4 separate regions of the Homo sapiens genome follow, and all the other regions are linked to region 3. The links are chromatin contacts, found by Hi-C or POLR2A ChIA-PET in ENCODE. All regions are on one chromosome and are shown on one strand. The core of a region is the stretch at or near the end of the contact, and the rest is flanking DNA. Distances in the headings are between cores, read along the strand shown.

Evidence for each region. Hi-C counts contacts between places; a loop is a spot of excess contacts on that map. ChIA-PET counts read pairs that join two places held with the same protein, here RNA polymerase II (POLR2A). Pooled maps may share reads with other maps.
Region 1: a loop to region 3 is called in a map of CD8-positive, alpha-beta T cell, with 5 times the contacts of the local background. The contact joins the promoter of DDX17 here to the promoter of ATF4 in region 3. A Hi-C loop is called at or near these places in 1 of 168 maps with a recorded cell type or tissue (CD8-positive, alpha-beta T cell), 1 of 37 single-sample maps with no recorded cell type and 11 of 50 pooled maps. POLR2A ChIA-PET finds 5 or more read pairs at or near these places in 1 of 52 experiments (H1).
Region 2: a loop to region 3 is called in a pooled map, with 10 times the contacts of the local background. The contact joins the promoter of SLC25A17 here to the promoter of ATF4 in region 3. A Hi-C loop is called at or near these places in 2 of 168 maps with a recorded cell type or tissue (CD8-positive, alpha-beta T cell and ascending aorta) and 11 of 50 pooled maps.
Region 4: a pooled map shows a loop between it and region 3 (6-fold over the local background). The contact joins the promoter of CSNK1E here to the promoter of ATF4 in region 3. A Hi-C loop is called at or near these places in 1 of 37 single-sample maps with no recorded cell type and 8 of 50 pooled maps. POLR2A ChIA-PET finds 5 or more read pairs at or near these places in 1 of 52 experiments (activated T-cell).

Annotation. Positions count from the first base shown.
Region 1 is chr22:38,504,946-38,510,290 of GRCh38, reverse strand. DDX17 (DEAD-box helicase 17) reads left to right here and starts at 3,980. Exons shown (of 13, transcript NM_006386.5): 1 at 3,980-4,340. The coding sequence starts at 4,054. It also overlaps a transcript of DMC1 not described here. RefSeq lists enhancers at 3,145-3,554, 3,132-4,023, 3,955-4,144, 4,024-4,915 and silencers at 4,235-4,504, 4,535-4,704.
Region 2 is chr22:40,815,871-40,821,017 of GRCh38, reverse strand. SLC25A17 (solute carrier family 25 member 17) reads left to right here and starts at 1,672. Exons shown (of 9, transcript NM_006358.4): 1 at 1,672-1,823. The coding sequence starts at 1,770. RefSeq lists an enhancer at 3,640-3,699.
Region 3 is chr22:39,517,434-39,522,949 of GRCh38, reverse strand. ATF4 (activating transcription factor 4) reads right to left here and starts at 2,388. Exons shown (of 3, transcript NM_182810.3): 1 at 2,199-2,388; 2 at 1,279-1,596; 3 at 267-1,177. The coding sequence starts at 1,504. The coding sequence ends at 348. It overlaps MIEF1 (mitochondrial elongation factor 1), which reads right to left. Exons shown (of 6, transcript NM_019008.6): 6 at 4,818-5,516. RefSeq lists enhancers at 1-30, 1,911-1,960, 2,321-2,470 and a silencer at 2,851-3,050.
Region 4 is chr22:38,313,437-38,318,886 of GRCh38, reverse strand. CSNK1E (casein kinase 1 epsilon) reads left to right here and starts at 1,454. Exons shown (of 11, transcript NM_152221.3): 1 at 1,454-1,727; 2 at 4,718-4,805. The coding sequence starts at 4,730. It overlaps TPTEP2-CSNK1E (TPTEP2-CSNK1E readthrough), which reads left to right. Exons shown (of 15, transcript NM_001289912.2): 6 at 4,718-4,805. The coding sequence starts at 4,730. RefSeq lists enhancers at 1-14, 3,816-3,865, 3,886-4,055, 4,126-4,185 and a silencer at 1,737-2,126.

The sequences.
Region 1 (5,345 bases), core at 2,731-5,230, 1.0 Mb after region 3:
GTAGAGACGGGGTTTCACCATGTTGGCCAGGCTGATCTCGAGTTCCTGACCTCAAGTGATCTGCCCACCTCAGCCCCGCAAAGTGCTGAGATTACAGGCGTCAGCCACTGTGCCCAGCCTGTAAATACCATTTTTAAGACTACAACCTCCACCTCCCCAATTCAAGCGATTCTCCTGCCTCAGCCTCCTGAGTAGCTACAGGCATGCGCCATCACGCCCAGCTAATTTTTTTGTATTTTTAGGAGAGACGGGGTTTCATCATGTTAGCCAGACTATTTCTATTAGGCCCGGCCTATTTATATTATTATTACACCGTAATATATAATGAAGGCCAGATGCGGTGGCCATGTAATCCTAGCACTTTGGGAGGCCAAGGTGGGTGGATCACTTGAGGTCAGGAGTTCAAAACCAGCCTGGCTAATAATGGCAAAAGCCAGTCTCTACTAAAAAATATAAAAATTAGCGTCATGTCGCATGCTTGTAATCCCAGCCACTCAGAAGGCTGAGGCAGGAGAATTGCTTGAACCCAGGAGGCAGAAGTTGCAGTGAACCAAGATCGCGCCATTGCACTCCAGCCTGGGCGACAGAGTGAGACTCTGTCTCTAAAAAAAAACAAAAAACAAAAAAAGCTACATAGGCCTCTCACAATTTGCCCACAAAGAAATTCCTTGTGGGCCTCCAAGATCTTTACACTAAAACAGTTCCGTTGAATTTCACCCCGACAATGTACATTGATGGTTTACCATCACAAGCACAGGACAAAGGACAAAACTAAAAAGTCATCCCTCTGCTCGCCTGAAACAAACACATAGCTGACTGCTGCCTCTGCTCTATGATTATTTTATCTTACGTGAAAATGCAGATTATCTGAGCGTGAGCAGAAAGCATCAGTGAAGACTATCAAAGACCCAGAAGAGGACACGGACACATGGAGCGGGGGAACAACACATACTGGGGCCTGTTGGGGGTCGGCGGAGGGAGAGCATCGAGAAGAATAGCTAACGGATGCTGGGCCTAATACCGAGGCAAGGGGTTGATCTGTGCAACAAACCACCATGACACACGTTTTCTTGTGTAACAAACTTGTATATCCTGAACATGTACCCCAGAATTAAAATAAAAGTTGATGACAAAGGCCAGGCAAGGTGGCTCACGCCTGTAATCCCAGCACTTTGGGAGGCCGAAGCAGGCAGATCACCTGAATTCAGGAGTTTCAGACCAGCCTGGCCAACATGGTGAAACCCTGTCTCTATTAAAAATGCAAAAATTAGCCAGGTGTGGTGGCGTATGCCTGTAATCCCAACTACTCAGGAAGCTGAGGCAGGAGAATCGCTTGAAACCAAGAGGCGGAGGTTGCAGTGAGCCAACTGCACTCCAGCCTGGGCGACAGAGCGAGACTCTGTCTCAAAAAACAAAAGCCGTTGAGATGTCAGTTGGCCCAGAAACACAAAGGGACAGTCACAGACTCACTGGACAAGGGTATGGCGTGGTCGAATGGCTAAAAGGTCAGGCACTGTGCCAGGTAGGCACTGGGTCACGGTGGTGAACAAGTAAGTTCCTGCACTCACAGATTTTACGCTCTAGGAGGGAGACAAAAAGTGTTTATGTCAAGCAGTTACTAATTCAAATGAAAGCAAAGAAAAATGGAAAAGAGAGAATGCATGTGTACTTGTGAAGGAGGAGAGTATGCAGGTTATGCAGTGTTGCATTGGGTTCTGGGGAGGCCTCCCTGATTGAGTGACATGTGAGCACAGACCTAAACTGAGGTATCTAGCCTTGCTGACATAGAGTAAAGAGCGAGTGCAAAGGCCCTGAGGCCGAGTGTGGCTAGAGTAGAACAAGGAGGAAAGACAGAAGAGGGCTGCATCCTCAAGGGCTTGTAGGCCACTGTAAGGCCTTTGTCTTTTCTTTCAAGTGGAAACCTCTGGAAAATTTTAAGTAAAGTGACATAATAAAAGGACCCCTATGACTGCAGTGTGAAGAATAAATTCAGAGTGAGCAAGGACAGGAGCAGGCAGATTAAAAAGAGGCGAGCGCAGTCATCCAGGCAAGAGATGATGAGGATTGGGGCAGGTTAACAGTGTAAATAAAAGAACATGACCCAGGCCGGTGCGGTGGCTCACGCCTGTAATCCCAGCACTTTGGCAGGTCGACACGGGTGGATCACGAGGTCAGGAGTTCAAGACCAGCCTGGCCAAGATGGTGAAACCCCAGCTAAACTACAAATATTAGCCAAGTGCGAGGGCAAGCACCTGTGATCCCAGCTACACGGGAGGCTGAGGCAGGAGAATTGCCTGAACCCGGGCGGCAGAGGTTGCAGTGAGCCGAGATTGTGCCACTGCACTCCAGACAAAAAAAAGAAAAAGAATATGACCCAGGCGAGTCTCAATCACTTTAAGAGGTTCACTTGCCAATGTTAAGAACGTACTTGGGGAAAAAGAACACATAACCACAGAAAAATCAGTGGTCCATGTTTTTTTTCTTTTTGAAGCTCCTTTTCTTATGCTATGTTCCCAAAAATTTGGGAAACAAACACTCAGCACCCACACTGAGGGGCCAAATCTCCCCGCTTCTACCCATCTGTTGAATTGAGACGTTAGATGGGCCCGTCTCGAGGGCCCTAACAGCTCAACAGTCGTGTGACGCCATTTGGCCAAGCTTGCGGGGCTTCAAAATGCAGTTTGAGACGACAGGAAGCAGGTAAGGAGAGGGAAGCCAGTCTGGAAGGAATTGAGCGGAGAACGTGGACTAGCCTGGTTAAACACTTGTCCTTAGCCTTCGCCCTTTCTGTGTCTAAAGACCATCGCTCTGAAACCTTGTTCTCCTGAGAGTGCTGGGGTCTTCTCCGGGCCTTCTGAGGAGCGCCGTTCAACGGCAGCAAAGGGCCCACGGAGTCCACTGGGGCTCCAAGCAATTTTTTTTTTGAGACGGATTCTTGCCCCGTCGTCCAGGATGGAGTGCAGTGGCACGTTCTCGGCTCACTGCGACCTCCGACTCCCGGGTTCAAGCGATTCTCCTGCCTCAGCCTCCCAAGTAGCTGGGACTACAGGCACCCGCCACCATGTCCTGCTAATTTTTGTATTTTTCGTAGAGACGGGGTTTTGCCATTTTGGCCAGGCTGGTCTCGAACTCCGGGACTCAGGTGATCCTCCCGCCTCGGCCTCCCAAAGTGTTAGTATTACAAGCGTGAGCCACCATGCCTGGCCTCCAAGCACATTTTGTTTCTGTATTAGCAACAGCTGTGCTCGGCCAGGGACGGTAAAAATATACGGTTCAGAAAATGCACCTCAGTGTGAACCAAATGTAGCTGAGGGCACTTTAACCTGGAAGGGACATCGCCACCTCACAAACTCCGGAAAGAAAGGGACACGGCTCTTCCATCATGGCTGCCGGAGACAGAGCAGCGAAAGGCAACGGAAAGGAAATGGCGCCGGGGCCCGCCGCCATTCTCAGCGGGCCCAGGGCGGTGGGGCGAGAGGGCTGGCGGCGCCATATAGGAAGGCCAGCCACGGAATTTAAGACCCTCCCGGCCTCTGGCGCCAGAGGACTCTGAAACTTGATAACAATATGGAGGACGGTTATTGTCTCTGCAAAGCAACTTCTTCAAGCCGGCCGCGGGGTCTGTACCGAGATCGGAATCAGGCAAAATCCTCTATTCTCTAAACAGAATGCGTTACGCATACTGCGCATCTTAGCAACAGCAGGCCGGCTAACGACGCAAAGAATGTTACGTCGCACCAGAGGCGCTTCCTCCCACCTCATCCCACGTTCTAGTTCGGGTGGCGCGAGAACTCTACGCTCGCTCCGTACTTTGTTTTTCTTGTACAGACCGCAAAATACACCCATCGTCGCAACTGACGTAAAGTGCTTCCAAGAATACCCGTAGTTCCCCGCGGAGCCCTCGGGCTATTCCGAGGCGCTGTTTACGTATCGTCTCCGCCGTACGCAGCGTTAAGTTGGAGCCGACTCAGCGGCGGCCGCCATTTTGTGCAGTCGCTGGGAAGGAAGGAGACGCCTAAACCGCGGCACTGCCCGGTTTGAGCGTAGCCAAACCTGCCCACCGGCTTTGTAGCCCCGATTCTCTGTGTTTTGCTCCCGTCTCCGACGAGAGAGGCGGCGACGGTGGCGTCTGCGACGGGAGACAGCGCGTCGGAGCGAGAGAGCGCTGCGCCTGCCGCCGCCCCAACAGCGGAGGCGCCGCCGCCATCGGTCGTCACCAGACCGGAGCCGCAGGCCCTCCCGAGCCCGGCCATCCGTGCCCCGCTCCCAGATCTCTATCCTTTTGGGACCATGCGCGGAGGAGGCTTTGGGGACCGGGACCGGGATCGTGACCGTGGAGGGTAAGGGTGGGGGAGGAGAGGAGAGGCCTGGCGTGGGGGTGGGGGAGTTGCTTCTTGGGGAGGCCCGGCGGACTGCGAGCCTGGGAGCCTTGCTCTCGACCCGGGAGGCGAGGGGAGGCGACTCGAGGCGAGACAGCGGTTTCGTGCGCGGACCTCGGCCCCGGGGTCACTCGGGACCCGAGGAGGGCGGCCGCTTGGCGACGCTGGGCCTCTCCGTGCGGACGGCCGTCGTGGCGCGGCCCGGCCCCATCCCAGCCCCGCGGGGGATCGGGAGGGGCGGCCTGGCCGCATCAGCCCAGGCCCGGGCTTTGGCGCCTCGCCTGGTTTCCCGGCTCTCGAGCCGGGCCGCTTCGGGCGGGCTGTTCGATGTCTCCAGGCCTCGGCGTTCATCTGAAAAACGCGGATCTTCCTGAGAGAACACTTCAGCCCAGGAAAGCCTTACACGAAATGGCACCCTTGACGTTCTCTCCCCAGAGTTCACTGTTTAAGGCACGGGAGACGAAAAGACCAACTTCTCATTTTTAGAAATAGATTTTAATTCTCTTCAGTTATATTTTAAGTCGGAGGAAATGCATTGGGATGTAAAGCAGTGGAGTTGCTTGCCATCTAAATGACCGTGTTTGGGGGAAGGATGGGTTTTTGGGTCGTTACTTTAGTTTTAATCTTAATATTTCAGCCTTTTTTCTCTAATTGGACTGCAGCGTCAACTATTCTGCCTCGCTAGAAAGTTCTTGGTATTGTGGACCGGGCGTGGTGCCTCAGGCCTGTAATCCCAGCGATTTGGGAGGCCGAGGCGGGCGGATCACCGGAGGTCAGGAGTTCGAGACCAGCCTGATCAACATGGAGAAATCCCGTTTCTACTAAAAATAACAAAATTAGCCTGGCTTGGTGGCGCATGCCTGTAATCCCAGCTACTCGGGAGGCCAAGGCAGGAGAATCGCTTGAACCCGGGGGGAGGAGGTTGCAGTGAGCCGAGATCGCGCCATTGCACTCCAGCCCGTGGCA
Region 2 (5,147 bases), core at 423-2,922, 1.3 Mb before region 3:
AAGGTTGCAAGGCCCGGTACAGTGGCTCATGCCTGTAATACGAGCACTTTGGGTGGCTGAAGCAGGTGGATCACTTGAGCCCAGGAGTACAAGACCAGCCTGGACAACGCAGAGAAACACTGTCTCAGGTTTAAAAAAAAAAAAAAGCTGATCAAAATGTTTTTGGTATGTAAGATACAAAAACGTCAAAACAAAGTATTAACAATGTTTTCATAACTATGATGCATAATCCAGTATATTCTTGACAGCAAGCTCCCAATTTGATCAGGAGTCAATGAGAACTGAGTTCTCAAGTTTTACAGCCAACTAGTTTCTATGTTCCCATGCCAAAATAATCTTTTTTTTTTTTTTTTTAGGAGTCTCACTCTGTCCCAGGCTAGAGTGCAGTGGTGCAATCTTGGCTCACTGCAACCTTTGCTTCCTGGGTTCAAGCGATTCTCCTGCCTCAGCCTCCCTAGTAGCTGCAGTTTCAACATTGTAATTTCTACAAGGCGCGTGCCACCATGTCCGGCTAATTTTTTCTATTTTTAATAGAGACAGGGTTTTGCCATATGGGCCAGGCTTGTCTCAAACTTCTGACCTCAAGTGATCTGCCCGCTACGGCCTCCCAAAGTGCTAGGATTACAGGCCTGAGCCGCTGCGCCCAGCCCAAAATCATCTTCGCTTCACTTTTGGTCCTTCACTTTCACGTCATGATTCTATGGCGTGATGGGAATGTTCCTGGAAGCAGTATCTTCTGCAAATTTTGTGAAAACGGCCAGGTTAAACTTTGTTAGACCCCTCTCCCAGGGATTAAGTGTGATGATGGGCATAAAACACTAAGCCTGGCATGTAGTCAGCACTGAGGAGTTATCACGAGGATATTCTAAAAGGAAACATGGTAAAGACAAGTGGTGATGGTGTCTCAGGAAAGAATCCCTGAGTCCCTGAGGAGCATCCTGAAGCAGAATCTCACAGTATGACAGGTTAAAGCTGAATGTGGCTGCTTTAGTTTTGTGTAATTTTGTTAGTCACTTTGCAACATGGAAAAAAATTTTTTTCCTTCAGTATTTTATGAAGTACTACTACATAAATTGGCTTTCGTAATCCTCACAGCAGATGGGGATTGTTGGTACTAGTACATTGTCATTTCACAGAGGAAACCCAAGAGGTTAAATGACTTCCATAGTTGCCAACTAGGGGGAGGCTCCCACTCGCGTCTTGTATTTTGGGCTCCTGATGCTCAACATCTCTTCCCACCACACTCAAGGGTTTTTCTGGAGGAAGAAGTTTCCAAGTCCACAAGTGAGTTTTTTTCCTCTTGGCCAAAATGTGACTTTCAGAATAGAAAAGAGCTCAGGCGCAGAGAAACAGGGAGACTGGAGTCTCATTGAGTTTCCCCATCTTTGTCACCAGAGTAAAAGAAGGCCATTAAGACTTCTGAGATGGAGGAACTGGTCAGGGCCCGGGAACGCCAGAGAACGTCGGAGGAACCGGGAGCCGGGTACCTGGTGTCAGGCCGCCTTGCGCCTTGGAGCCCAGCCCCGCGAACACCTCGCTGTCCCGCCCCGCGCCCACAGGGGCCAATCAGCGTTCAGGGGCGTTCTTAGCCGCCCCCCCCCCCCCGCTTTCCCGCCCCGCGACCCGGAAGTGGTTCTAGGGCAGGCGGGCGGGTTTGAGAGGGCGGGGATTGCGACTCTCACACCCTGAGCTCCGGTGCTCCTTTCCTAACTCCACTGGCTGCGGCATCTGTGGGAAAAGTGTGGCTGGGTCTTCGAGGAGCCGCACCAATGGCTTCCGTGCTGTCCTACGAAAGCCTGGTCCACGCCGTGGCCGGAGCCGTGGTGAGACGGGGTCTTTACGCCCGGGCCGCAACGGGTTATAAGGCTTCTCGGGGGCCAGTCCCGGGATATGCCTGAGGGATGGGTCTGAGAGGGAGGTAGTGTGGGTTGGGGTCCACTGTCATGACTGTGGGGCAGAGAGGAATGGGCCATTGGCGGAAAGTTGTTGGAGGAATTCGGGGTAAGGGCCGAGACTCCGCCACCTCCTGGTCTCCTAGAGACTGCGGGGTAGAGAGCCGTGTTCACACGTGCCCGCTCAGGGTCCGCATCTTTGCCGTGGGAAGTTTAAGGTCAGGCTACCACCGCACACTCACACACTTTGCTTTACTGGCCCGGAGGAGAACGTAGGTGTGAAGCCGTGTTGCTTAGTCACATGCTTCCCTACAGCCTGTCTTCACGCTTGCCGCGGGCAAGTGGCAATACCTAGTAGGATAGCTCTGGGCACCGTTATTGGCAGGAGAAGATAGATCCTTTTTTTTTTTTTTTTTTTTCCGGACAGGGTCTTGCTCTGTTGCCCAAGCTGGAGTGCAGTGGCGCGATCACGACTCACTGCAGCCTCGATCTCCCGGGCTCCAGCGATCCGCCCACCTCAGCTTCCTGAGTAGCTGGGACTGCAGGTGTGAGCCACCACACCCGGCTACATTTTTAAAAAAAATTTTTGGGGTCTGGCAGTGTTGCCCAGGCTGGTCTCGAATTCCTGGCCTCAAACGATCCTCTCGATTTGGCGTCCTAAACTGCTGGCATGAGCCACTGTGCCTGGCTTTTTTTTCTTTCTTTCTAAATCAAGATCTGGGTTCCTGTCTACCACAAGTGTGGTTTGTTATGAGGTATACGCTTGATTCTTGGGCTTCTGGTGTCTAGGTTCCACTTGACACTTCCCCTCTCCCCTCTTTTCCTTAAAACTTTCCACTTTTGGCTTGGGTGACTCCTCTTGTGGTTCTTTTATCTCTTTGACTGCCTTTTCTCATATTCTTCACCAGTTGTTAGCACACACCTTTAGCTGTTAAAATCACTGTGACTTCAGAGGAACATCACTGAATCCTCTGTTTAGCCTCCAGAAACTTCACTGAGAGCTCACCTTCTCTGTAGACTAATCTGGATTTAACCCTAACTCCATCATTTGTTAGCTAGATGCCCTGTAAACCTTACTTTCTTAATCTGTAAAGTGGGGGAAGTGATACCTACCTCACAGAGTTTAGAGAATTAAGTGACACAGCATTTCATGAAAATGCCTAATTCAGGAAGCCTGGTTCATTCAGTTCAGCCAGAAGAGCCTTTCAGCCAGCATGAAGGCTGAGATGGACGCTTGCGTGACTTGCTTTAAGATGGGCATGGAGGCCTGTGTTTCCGGAGTGGAGGGAACAAAGAGGCAAATAGGTTTCAGGGGGCCAAATTGTGTGAGACTTTCACTCTGGCTAGCTGTTGAACTTGCTGATTTACCTTTAAACGTGATCACCCTGGCTGCTGTGTTGAGAGTAGAATGTAAGGGAACAGGGGACAAGCAATTATCAGGCGAGAGATGATGGTGACTTGGATCCGGGTGGTAGCAGACATGGTAGAAGTGATCATTGACCTGGAATATATTTATAAAATGAGGGTTGGTTGACTCCAAGAGTTTTTGGCTTCAGTAACTGGAGGGATGGTGGTATTTACTGGGATGGCAGAGGCTGTGAAGGAGAAGGTTTTGGGGGAAATGATAAATTTGGCTTTGGTTTTGGAGGAGTTTGAAATGCCTAAGAGTAGTCGTGAGACTAGATGAGCTCACTAGGGAAGTGTGTATGGACTGACAGAAGAATCTCAATGACTGAGTCTTGGAGCAGGCTAACCATTAAGAGGCCGAGAAAATAAGATTGCACCAGCAAAGGAGACAAACGAAGGATGGATCAGTACTGCAGGAGGGAAGCTAAGAACTAAGAGTGAAAGCCACGTGAAGAAAGTGTTTCTGGGGAAGGAAGTAGACCAGCTGGGTCAGATGCTGCTGATGGGTCAAGTAAGGTGAGGACTGAGAAATAACTGAGAATTTATCATGTTGATAAATCCAGTGGTTAATTGAAAAGACCAGTTTTGGTGGAGTGGTGGGGGAAATAGTTGGAGTGCATCTAAGAGAAGAAAGTGAGAAGATGGGAAATGTTTTTCTCTTCCTTCTTGCAATAAATGTTCATTAAACACCTTTATTGAGTGCATTCTATGTGCCACACGCTGTTCTAGGTGCAAGGAGTACAGTAGAGAAGGTCTTTTTCTTCATGAACTATGCATTGCAATAGGGGAGTCAGACAATAAATGAATAGGCTGGGTGCGGTGGCTCACGCCTGTAATCCCAGCACTTTGGGAGGCTGAGGCAGGCGGATCGCCTGAGGTCAGGAGTTCGAGGCCAGCCTGGCTAACATGGTGAAACCCCGTCTCTACTAAAAATACAAAAAGTAGCCAGGCATGGTGGTGGGCGCCTGTAATCCCAGCTACTCGGGAGGCTGAAGCAGGAGAATCACTTGAACCTGGGAGGCAGAGGTTGCAGTGAGCCAAAATTGTGCCATTGCACTCCAGCCTGGGTGACAAGAGCAAGACTCCGTCTCAAGAAAAAAAAAAAAAAACAATAAAAAATAAATGAATAAATAAAAAATAAGTAGAATAATTTTAGATACAGTTAAGTGCTATAAAAGAACATAGAGATTGGCAAACTTTTTAAAGAGAGCAGATGGGAAATATTTTAGGCTTTGTGTACCGTTGTCACAGCTACCCAACATTGCCATGGTCGTGTGAAATCAGCTGTAGACAGTAAATGAATGGACAGAGCTGTGTTCCAATAAAATACTGTTTTCAAAAACAGATATTAGATTGGATTTGGCCCATAGGCCATAGTTTTCTGACTCCTGCTATAGAGAGAGTGACTGGCAATAGTGGTAATATATTTCTATTTAATCTACAAAGATACTTCTTTTTTTCACTTGTTGCCTATTTTTCTCTTTTTTTCTTTTTCTTTCTTTCTTTCTTTTTTTTTTTTTGAGATGGAGTTTCGCTCTTGTTGCCCAGGCTGGAGTGCATGGAGTGCAGTGATGCAATCTCGGCCCACCACAACCTCCGCCTCCTGGGTTCAAGCGATTCTCCTGCCTCAGCCTCTCGCCGAGTGGCTGGGTTTACAGGCATGTGCCACCACGCCTGGCTAATTTTGTATTTTCAGTAGAGACGGGGTTTCTCCATGTTGGTCAGCCTGGTCTTGAGCTCCCGCCCTCAGGTGATCCGCCTGCCTTGGCCTCCCAAAGTGCTGGGATTACAGGCGTGAGCCACTGCGCCTGGCCTGGAATTACTTTTCTAACTTTGTTTATGCCTGAA
Region 3 (5,516 bases), core at 1,139-3,638:
CCTCCCCCTACACAACCAGCACTCAGCTCTGGGCAAAGGACCCAGCTTACTATAAATGGCCAACTATACGGCTCCAGGGCCCCATGAATCAGCCATCGTGGCCTACACCGAGCAGGGATGAGCAAATCCCACTCTGGGAACCGATCTTCAGCCTTGGACTGCCTCCTCCCCCAGATCTCACAGGAAATGTTAAGACCAGCTTGGGGTGGGTGGGTGGCGCTTCACTCGGTTACTTTGCCAGGAAAGGAATTCAAACGCACAAGTACTTTCCCTACAAAATAATTTATTGGAACACACAGCTACAGCACTCTATGTACAAGCACATTGACGCTCCTGACTATCCTCAACTAGGGGACCCTTTTCTTCCCCCTTGCCTTGCGGACCTCTTCTATCAAATCTTTCAGGTACTGGATCTCCTTGGCCAGGGAATCCGCCCTCTCTTTTAGAGCCTCGTTCTTCTTTTCCAGCTCTTTGCACTCACCAGTAAGAGCCTCCTGCTCCGCCCTCTTCTTCTGGCGGTACCTAGTGGCTGCTGTCTTGTTTTGCTCCATTTTTTTCAGCTTCTTATCCAGTTTCTCACCCTTTACTTTTGCTGCTACCATCTTCTCTCCAGGAGGATCGTAAGGTTTGGGACGGGCAGACCCACAGAGAACACCTGGAGATGGGAGGCTCCTATTTGGAGAGCCCCTGGTAGAGGGGCTGTGCTGAGGAGACCCCAGATAGGACTCTGGGCTCATACAGATGCCACTATCATTATCTGAAGGGGTGTCTTCCTCCTTTATGCACTGAGGGATCATGGCAACGTAAGCAGTGTAGTCTGGCTTCCTATCTCCTTCAGTGATATCCACTTCACTGCCCAGCTCTAAACTAAAGGAATGATCTGGAGTGGAGGACAGGACCCCTGGGGAAAGGGGAAGAGGTTGTAAGAAGGTGAAGGGGGCAACCTGGTCGGGTTTTGTTAAACTTTCTGGGAGATGGCCAATTGGGTTCACCGTCTGGGGGGGCTGCTTATTAGTCTCCTGGACTAGGGGGGCAAAGAGATCACAAGTGTCATCCAACGTGGTCAGAAGGTCATCTGGCATGGTTTCCAGGTCATCTATACCCAACAGGGCATCCAAGTCGAACTCCTTCAAATCCATTTTCTCCAACATCCAATCTGTCCCGGAGAAGGCATCCTCTGCAAAACATTTGAGTGATGGGGCCAAGTGAGTCAGATACAAAGGTAGGAGGCCCCTAACCCTAGATCCCACCAGGACGATGTGGTGGTGGCCCACTCACCCTTGCTGTTGTTGGAGGGACTGACCAACCCATCCACAGCCAGCCATTCGGAGGAGCCCGCCTTAGCCTTGTCGCTGGAGAACCCATGAGGTTTGAAGTGCTTGGCCACCTCCAGGTAATCATCTAAGAGACCTAGGCTTTCTTCAGCCCCCAAACCCGACTGGTCGAAGGGGGACATCAAGTCCCCCACCAACACCTCGCTGCTCAGGAAGCTCATTTCGGTCATGTTGCGGTGCTTTGCTGGAATCGAGGAATGTGCTTAATTCGAAGGTGTCTTTGTCGGTTACAGCAACGCTGCTGCTGAATGCCGTGAGAAGCCTGAATGAGAATCAGAAGCCAACTCCCATTAGAGGTTAGCTGTTCTGAGAATTTCATCCTTCCACTTATGAGGCGGGACTTCTCTAGATCGGCCATCTAGAGAATCGGGAACAGGGCAGTTGTATTTGCCCCTCCCTGCTTGCAACTCAGGTTCCACAAAATGGACGCTCACGGAGACCAGGGGATTCTTCCACCGGCCGCCAAGAGGAAAGCGCTCCGTCCCCACGTCCAAATACGGCCAGGGCGGCCGCGCCCCGCCCACCGCCCGCCCTTGACTCACGCCCGCGCCGCCGCCCTGCCGCCGCCATCTTGGTTCCTGCCACGTTTCGTGGGGCAACAGCCAAGACCCCTGGGACCCTTGCGGGGCTCGGGGTCCGAGGGCTGTAGGGCTCCTGGGGAAGCAGTCCGGGCACCCGACTACGCTTTCCCGATCCCAGGCACGCGAGCGTCTCGGGGACACCCAAGCAAAGACCACGCGTCCCGGGCGCTCGTTAAATCGCTTCCCCCTTGGCGGCACCGCCCTGGCCCCAGGCCGCACCCCACCAATCCAAAACCCGCGCCGGCCCCAGGAGCACAGCTGGACGACCCGCCCCGGTACTCACGCCATGGCTTAAGCCGCTGGGGGTTGCCGCTGCAGAGCCTGGTGCTGCTGCCGCCGCTGCAAAGGCCAATGCTGCCGCAGGCACTGCTGCCCCTAATACGCCATGGTGGCCGTGGACCCTGAGGGCGGGGAGGAGGGAAAACGCACACGCGCAGAGAAAACTACATCTGTGGGCGGGCAAAGTAGAAATGGCTGCCGTGGCCGCCCGCCGGCCCTTTATAGACTTCGTCTCTATGGGGACGCAGCACAGACGCATCCTTCCGCCGCGACCACGTGACCGTCTCCTCCCGCCCGCTCCCTTCCCTCCCTCCCTTTGACGCCCCAACCGTTTATGCCCAGGGCGTAGCTGTGACGAGAAAAGGAGTTTGTTCTTATGGCCTCACGAAAGGAGAGAGGTGTACTACTTTACTAGGCTTCTATGATCAGAGTCCGTTCTTTCCTTCGCCGCCGGAGCGCGGAGTGATCTCCCAGACACGCCTCGCTTCCGGTGTCAGCGCAGTGGGCGGGGAAAGGTCGTTTTCCGGCGAAGAGTTTTTATTGTGAAGGCCGAGGACGCCAGGTTATCGCGCGAGGTGCTGGCGAAGAGCGCGCGTCAAGGTGATTGGCCCAGGCCCGGTGAATCATATATATCTCGAGCTCTTATTGGCTCAGGGCCCTAGATGGGCGGCTGCTGGGAGAGGGATCCCGGGGTCCGCGTGGGAAGGGTTGGGGTCTCGGGTCGCTGCTAGTCCTCAGCCAGCCCCGCCTGCTGGCCCGCCACGATCGCGCTGGCTCCTGCCCCCAGGCGGCCTTAGCCCAGCGCACCCCTTAGTGGCCTCAGGGACCAGCCCTTGCGGTCGGATCCCGCCGCCCTCAGTGGAGGTCCGCACTGGTGGCCCCGCCGCCGCTCCCAGCCTGCGCGTCCTTCGGTTGCGGGTGGTGATTTGTGGCCTGCGGAAACCGGGGGGTTACCTGTTCCAAGCCTGAGTTTTCCAGAGGCCCCATTCATAGCCGACACGGCGCTGCTGCCCCCGGGAGGTTGAAGGGGCCTCGAGAGGGCGCGCCGGGCCTGTCCACCTACCCCCAAAGGCCGGCTGAGTCTGCATGGCTCCTCCTAAACTCTGGAAAGGAGCCGGGAAGACGCGCCGTCCTGTCGCCCAACCTGGGTTTTTACAATTTTCATCCGGCTCAAGTGCAAGGCTGCCACAGAATAGCATCATAGAGGAACTTCTGGTGTCCGAAGATTGCGTTCTCCTAAGAACAAGATTTTCTTCGCTGCCGTCTCCCTGGGGTAGTTCGGATTCACTCCGGATTCTGAACTCCCCGGCCTAACCCGCTTTTCAGCAGTCACGCCCATGGCCCAGGGAGGAGAGGCGCTTGGGAACCCACGGCCACTTACTGGGGGTTGTGCGTTGGGAAGGGGTAGTCTGTTTTAAGAATACAAGAAACCTCCCCATCATCCTTCAGCCCCTTCCAGTCAGGCCCTGTGAAGGTGGAAACTTTGAGTTTCCGCCTCCATTTCACTGGGCCACACAAGTATGAGCGCTGTGATATCAAACAACCAGGGAAGCACTGCTCTAAATAACCACAGGCCATCTGCTGCGCTCATTCAACCTCGCCCACAAATCCTTTCCAATGGTAAACCGAGGCCCAATGGGATGAAGCTTCTTGCTCAAAGTCACAAGGCTCCCAGTGGAGGGAGTATGGGGTAGGAGTTAGAAGACAGATTTTGGGGAGCGCATCCAAAAGAATCCTGGCTGGGACATTTTGGCTAAATGACTTATACTCTCTGAGCCTCAGTTTCCTCATTTGTAAAATGAGACTACTGATGAGTATCCTTGCCTCATGAAGTGAGATCATACATGTAAAGCACTTAGCACAGTGCCTGCCTGGTACATGTAAGCGCCCAATAATGGTTGCTGTTGCTGCCACTGTTCATAGAACTCAGGTCTCCTGACCCTGACTTCTGCCACTCTCCATCACATCCTCCTGCTGCCTCAGAGGACTCTTCATTATTATTTAATGAGATGAAACCAACAACTTTAAAACTGGTATACACAAGGCATACTGGATGCTGGAATAAAAGTATGTTTTTTCTTTCTCCTTGGGGAATCGTGAGTGTTGAGATATACAGAAGTTGGCGCCAGGAGCAGTGGCTCCAGCCTGTAGCCCCACCTACTCAAGCCGAGGTGGGAGGATTGCTTGAGCCCAGGAATTCCAAGCTGCAGTGAGCTGTGATCACAACACTGCAACTCAGCCTGGGCAACAGAGCAAGACCCTGTCTTTAAAAAAAAAAAAAATACAGGAGTTTTCTAGCCTTTCCATGCAAAGGCAGTAAGAATACCTGAGCCATTAGCCATGTCTTCCAAAGGCAGAACTAGGGACCCACAGGACGTGTTCTCCTTTTGCTATAGACAGTACCTCCTGACAGATGACTGTGCAAATGGTTGAGTATTAAAGTAACACTGCCCCAATTTTGACACTGAAAAGGTCATAAAAGAATGACTCCCATGGCAGCCTGTCCCATCCATTCTTTTATAGAGACCTAGCTCAAACACTTCAAAGGTTCCCCTAGCTGAAAATGGAGACCCAGTACCACTCCCACAGGAAAATGTTCTATACGACACACACAAGTCACAGCTGTTGGAAAGGAGATGTTTATTTTCTTCTTCCCATGCTATGGAAGGACATTGTATTCCGCAGTTTTATTTCCTCCCTCAAGGAGAAAAAGGACAGCAGGTCTCTGGGCCTCAGGGCTAAGCTGCCCCTACTTATATAGAGCTAACCAAGACAGTACAGAAAGACTGGTGACTGATTCCAAATCTACCAGCTAACACATCCACCACCACTGCGGGCAGGCAAGTGACTAGAAGGCAAGTTGTGGACTTGGCCTCAGGGACCAAGAATTTAAAGACTACAAGGTGATCCAAATGTAAAGGTAAACACCTACTGTGCATTTGACCATGGAACCCACCTCTCTGGTATTCTGGCCACTTACAGTAAGTGGCATCTAAAAGGGCTGCAGCCTCCCAGCCTGGTGCAAGGGTCAGCTCTGTCCTAAGTCTCCTATCATTCTCCTTGGCCTTGAGTTTCAGACAAAAGGGCAGAGTTCTAACAAATCCTCTGACAGAACACGTTCTCAGCCAAGTCAGTCCCAAGGAAGTATCATGGCAGAGAGCTCTGGACACTCGCAGTAGTCTGTATTTACAGAACCCTCCCACCTCGGGGCCTCTCCTGGGTCCTTCCATCCTGAAGCTGATTCCCCTTCAAGACTATTTGAACTCTCAACTTGAGTGGAGTGCAGGGAGCACAGTCAGCAAATGTGGAATATGGACAGGTG
Region 4 (5,450 bases), core at 205-2,704, 1.2 Mb after region 3:
ACTGCACTCCAGCCTGAGCCACACAGCGAGACTCTATCTCAAAACCAACAAAAACAAAAAGCAAAAAAAAAAAAAAAAACTTTGGGGATTAATTAACAAAACAACAACAGAAAGCACCGCGCAGGCCAAGTAAAGCCCACCACCTGGCTGGTGACCCCCTGCTCTGGCAAAGGTGTCACTGAAGGCAGGCCCTCCTGGGAGGAGGCTTCTCACTCTCCTGCTCTTGGAAATGGGCTCTAGATAGACCCAGTTTCCTGGTGATCGCTGGGAGAACAGAGCTGTCCTGTTGGGCTTTGTGGTCCTGGGCAAAGCCCTTCCCCTCTCTGGGCCAGTTTCCTGGCCGGCGAAAGGACTTAGTCTGTGGGGCTCCTGCCCGTTTGGACACGTGTGTGACTCAGTCCCTCAGCCTCGAGGAGGGAAGATACGGCTATTATAGAAGTGACTCCTCCCAGGAACTGTGCTTCCGGGATTGGACGCAGGGCCTCAGGCATTTTGCGTGTCCACAGTCACAACTGTGTGAATATAGGTGTGTCATAATTGGAAGCTTTGCATGGCTCAGTGTAAATATCATCACTTTAATGACTTTGTTCTGCAACCTTTCATCGCGGCTCTGCATGCCGGTAGAAGCTTTTATTAATTCTGTGACCTGGGGAGGACAGGGTCCTTCCTCCCATTTGCTGTTTAAGGAAACCCAAGCTCAGAGCTGGGAGGTGGCTTGGCTAAACGTGCACCACTCGGAGCCCAGACTCAAGTGTCGGTGCTTTGGTACTTGTGGCACCCCTCCTTCAACAGGGGAGAATGAGGTTGGGATCTGAGGGGTCCTCTCTGTGCCCATCACAGTTTGAGCTTCAGGGAAAAGAAGAAGAGGTCTTTGCCCTTCGTTTTTCCACGGGAGGAGAATGTATGAGCCCAGGCTACCTTTCTGGGCCTTGTGTCGACATCCCTAGCTGTCTCCTCAAATCTCTTGCCCTGAATCAACCTGGCCTGTGTTCTCTGCGGCACTCGGAACCTGGAGGCGGACTGAGCCTCCAGCAGTCTAACATCTTTTGCAGTGTCGTGAATAGCCGCCTGTTTTCGCAGGGGCCCAGTGCTCTGCCTGGAGAGGAGAGAGATCCTGGCAGGCGGGGAGAGGAGACTTTGGGTCTAGACCCTCCCCTCCCATCCCCTCACCTCCGCTTTTTGTGCGCCCTCCTCTTCCCTCTGTCCCCCCCGCACCCCGTCTTTTCCACCTGTGCCCTGGACTGCATTAGGGTGTCAGTATCTGTGTGCTCCCCCACCCCCACGCGTAAGCCCGCGCGCCTGCACTGAGGCTGGGGAACTGCGTCTCGCAGCTGCGGCCCCCAGCGCGGAGGGCGCGGGCCCTTTAAATCCTCCGGGGCGGCGGCGGCGGGCCGGGGATGACATCAGCGGGCGGGCCCGGGGCTCAATGGGAGCCGGCGGGCGCGCGCGGTGCGAGAGCGCGCGAGCCGGCGGCGGGGGCGGGCGGGCGGGCAGGAGGCCGGGAGGAGGGAGGCGGCGGCGGCGGCGGCGGCGGCGGCGAGAGCCCAGAGCCAGAGCCCGGCCGGGGCCGAGCGGAGCGCGGCGGCGGCGGCGGCGGCGGCGGCTGGGCCGGGAGAGGCTGGCGCGCCGGGCGGCTCCGCGAATCCTCCGGCATCCGCCCCGGCGGGCCGCCCCCGCCCGCGGCAGCCCCCCGAGCAGTGGCCCGGCATCGGCGCCTTCCCGGCGGGGTAAATATCGGGGGGCCGCGGGCCCGCGGAAGGGTGCAAACCTGGGGGGAATCGGGCTCCCTCAGCCTCTTTGTTTTTGCTGGAGAGGGAGGGAAGGGAGGGCAGACACACGCGCGTTCGCGCTGGGGTGTAGGGGGGGCAGCCCGGGCGCCGCCCGCTCGGCCCGGCGAGGACAAAGGCGCGGCTGGGGACGAGGAGGAGGGGGCCTGTTATTTTGCAGGCTCGCGGGGGAGGCCCCCCGGCCGGCCTGCCTCCGCTTCCCCCCGCTGGGCCCTCCGAGGCCCCGGCCGGCCAGGCGGCCACCCCGGCTGTGATTTGGGGACGCTGAGGGAGGGGGCTTGGGGTGCTGGGCGCCGGATACTGTTGATTCGGGCCCGCGTAGCGTTTCATCGGACAATCACCGGCGCCCCCTGCTCTCCCGGCCCCGGCGCCCGGACCTGGGGGTTCGCAAGGCTGCGCCCGCTCGTTGGATGACGGGCGTTTGGGGGTCCTAAGGTGAAGAGGTGTGTGGTCACCAGGCCACTGATTTGTTTTTCTTTGTGGAGAGAAAGAAAGGGGTGGGGGTTATTTGTCGGATCGGATTCTCCCATTTTTGTGTGAGAGATTGATGTCTTGCAAGTCTCTAAGGAACGCAAAACAGTGTCTGGGTGTCGTTAGAGGATTCCCAAGCTCTTGTTAATACCCTAACTCGAAGTGGGGTGAGCCCCCTCCCCAACTTTTCCCTTAGTTTTCTTGCATATTTTCTTCCTGGCATAGCCTCCTTCCTGGAGAAGGATTTGGAGAGAGGAGAAGGGGACACAAGTGTCTCAAGTTGCTTCCAAGCAATGCCTGTGTTTGGGTCTCCTTTGCCTTCGTTTCTATGATGTCCCTTCAATTTTTATTTTAATCGTCCGAGGGACAAGGGCCCCGGCTCAGGGGTAGGCGATGGTGTTCGGGGAGTAAGAAGCACTGCCCGTGTGCCATGCTGGTTGGTAGTTTGTCTAATTTTTTTAACCTGCTGAAACTCTTGAACCTTTATATCCACTTTTCCCCCCACTTTGTTTATCTCCCCCCCTCCCCCATGGGAGAAGCAGCAAAAGAACTGAAAAGCCTCTCCATTCCTGAATGAAGCTTTTCTGCTCTCCTCTGGGAGGCTTTTTGGGTATTGGTGCCGGGACAGTCTAGGCTCCCCCAGGGACCTTGGACCCCTGGGGTGTTGGGGAGCGACTGGGGGTCTGGGTGGCTGGCACATAGCAGTCAGGGGGTCCTGAAGGGCTTGCCCCTTCCCGCTCTCGTTCTCTGCAGACAGCCGGTGAGTGGGGAGAGACTGGGGGGTCATGTGCAGTATATTTATGTAAGACACCCAGACAGAGGGCACGGGTATTTATATAACCCGGCGTGGGTATTTATGTAATATAGGATGCGGGTATATTTATGTTCCTTTCCTAACCTGCGGGTTTCCTGGCTGCCATGTGTGGTCTCTGAATTGGTGTTGGCAGAAAGTGGACTGAGGTGTTGGGGGGGGGTTGCGTGCACACCCCCCCTTACCCCCCAACAGGGCTCACTGTGTGTGCCTGCTTTTCTTTCTTCCGTTGGAGTGTACACACTCGGGAAGCTGGACGTGTGTGTACGTGGGATGTGTGGCGTGTGGGTTTCCTGCAAACGTGGACTGTGTTCCCCTGGCAGCGTGGCACCTCAGCTGAGACAGGCCAAGCATATGGGCAGCGGCCCTTGATTGAGAGCCCAGAGTTTGGCCAGCTCTGGTGGAGGTCCCTGCCTCGTGGTTATTGGTGGAGGGCTGGTGAGCTCCTTGGGAGCCAGGTGCCGGGGTTCCCTGTCTCTCCTGGGATCTGCCCACTGTCCCTGGAATCCATCTCCCTCCCAGGCTGGCCTGGTTGTTGGGGGCAGCACTTGGCACGGGCAAGGGGCTGATCTTCTGTGCCAGCACAGCTGCTCTGCAGTCTTCCTGTTTTGCCCTGTTTGTGAGTGTGGGAGACCACCAGGTGGGACAGCCGGAGCCCTGTCCTCGGCGAGGCTGTACCATCTGCAGGGTGGTGTGGGACAGGTGGCATGGCCTCTGTGAGCCTGAGTACCCTGTCTGTGAAAGGAGTTCCCTCTTGCTAGTCCTTGATGCTGGTCCTCTTGTAAACACCCCTCCCCCTGTTTACTGCAGTCCCTGGTCCCTGTCCCCACGGCAGCACTGCCTCCAGGCCTTCAGTTTCCTCCTCTGCTGACCAGGAACAGGGTGTCCGGACTTTTGCCCCAGGCCAGAGCAGAGGGGTCCCTCCTCTGCCCCAGGCCAGAGCAGAGGGCTCCCCCCTGGCCCTGAGGAAGGAGAGAAGCTGCTCACATCAGAACTCCTCCTCCCACCCATCCGGGGCAGGCGGCTAAAACCCTGGCTCAGTCCCCTTTGTTGTTCTATGAGGGCCCTCTTAGGAGACCCTCCTAGTCTTAAAGGACGCCAGCTCCAAACAGTTTATCCAAGCGGCTATGGGCCTCCGTGTGAGGTCTTGGTGTCATGACGTAGAGATGGGGAGGTGGCTGGAAGGTGGATGGTCGAGGGCATTCTTTTCTGCCTTCCCCCCAGTAGGGGATGCGACTTTCTCCTGCAAGGCGTGCTGGGCACTGGCGAGGTCTGGCCTCTGGGCAGGGGCAGTACTTGGGAAGACCAGGCCAGGCTGTGGGAGCCTGGGGGGTAGGAGGTGTAAGAGGGCTGATGCCCGTTGTGATCCCTTGAGAAGCTTCTTTTGAGGGGCCCCTGAATGAGCATCCCCCAAAGACATGCTTGCTTGGCTGCTTCCTCTCTGGCCACACTGAAACCTGTCCTCAGCCTGCCTTAGCTGTTCCCCAGGTGTGTGGAGTGCAGGCTGTGGGCCACCTGACACCTGCAGAATGTGGTCTTCGAGAATGCAGGTTTTCGAGTTCCTGGTGGCTCTGCCTGGCCTTGGTGGACTGGACCCCTTTCCCGGCTCCCCACGTCGCTGACCCTCATGTTCCTGCTTCCTCTGCAGCAAGAGTGAGCCATGGAGCTACGTGTGGGGAACAAGTACCGCCTGGGACGGAAGATCGGGAGCGGGTCCTTCGGAGATATCTACCTGGGTAAGTGTTCCTAGCTCCAGCTGGAGCCCCTGGGGCCAGCCCATGGGACCAAGAGGAGGAAAGACCCCAGGATTTGGGGATCTGAAGTCAGAATGTGGCTCCAGGGGCATGATTTGCCCCAGGGCCATCCCAGATGGGGAAGGAAGCAGCAGGTTGCCGGGAGGCAGGCCAGGGGGCTCCTCTCGCAGGCCAGGCTGGGCACTGGAGGGTATTTTTAGCTCCAGTTTCTGCAGGAGTCATGCGGTTCTTTTGTGCCTCAGTGTCCCGGGTCAGCTGGGTCACCAGCTGGGTGTGGGAAAACCCAGGCGGGGTTCACATCCTCTCCCCTGCTTCCTGGGAGAAGGATATTGGTAGATAGAAGGGACTTGGGTTGCTGCTGGACCCCTAGCCAGGCCCCCCTCTCTATGTCCTGGCCTCCTGGAACCCAGCCCAGGCAGGCTTTGGGATGACGCAGGCTCCCCTGTAACCTCGGGGGTGGGGTGGGGGGATGCGGTCTCCTCATTAGGGAGTTCTCTCTCTCTCTTTTTCTCTCCGGATGTGCTTCCTGTTGAAAGTATGAGTATGCTGTGATGTTGCATTTTAAACAAATCACTGACCTCTCAGTCCTCCCCTTGGCCTGGGAGAAATGAGGCTTGCGCCTTTCAG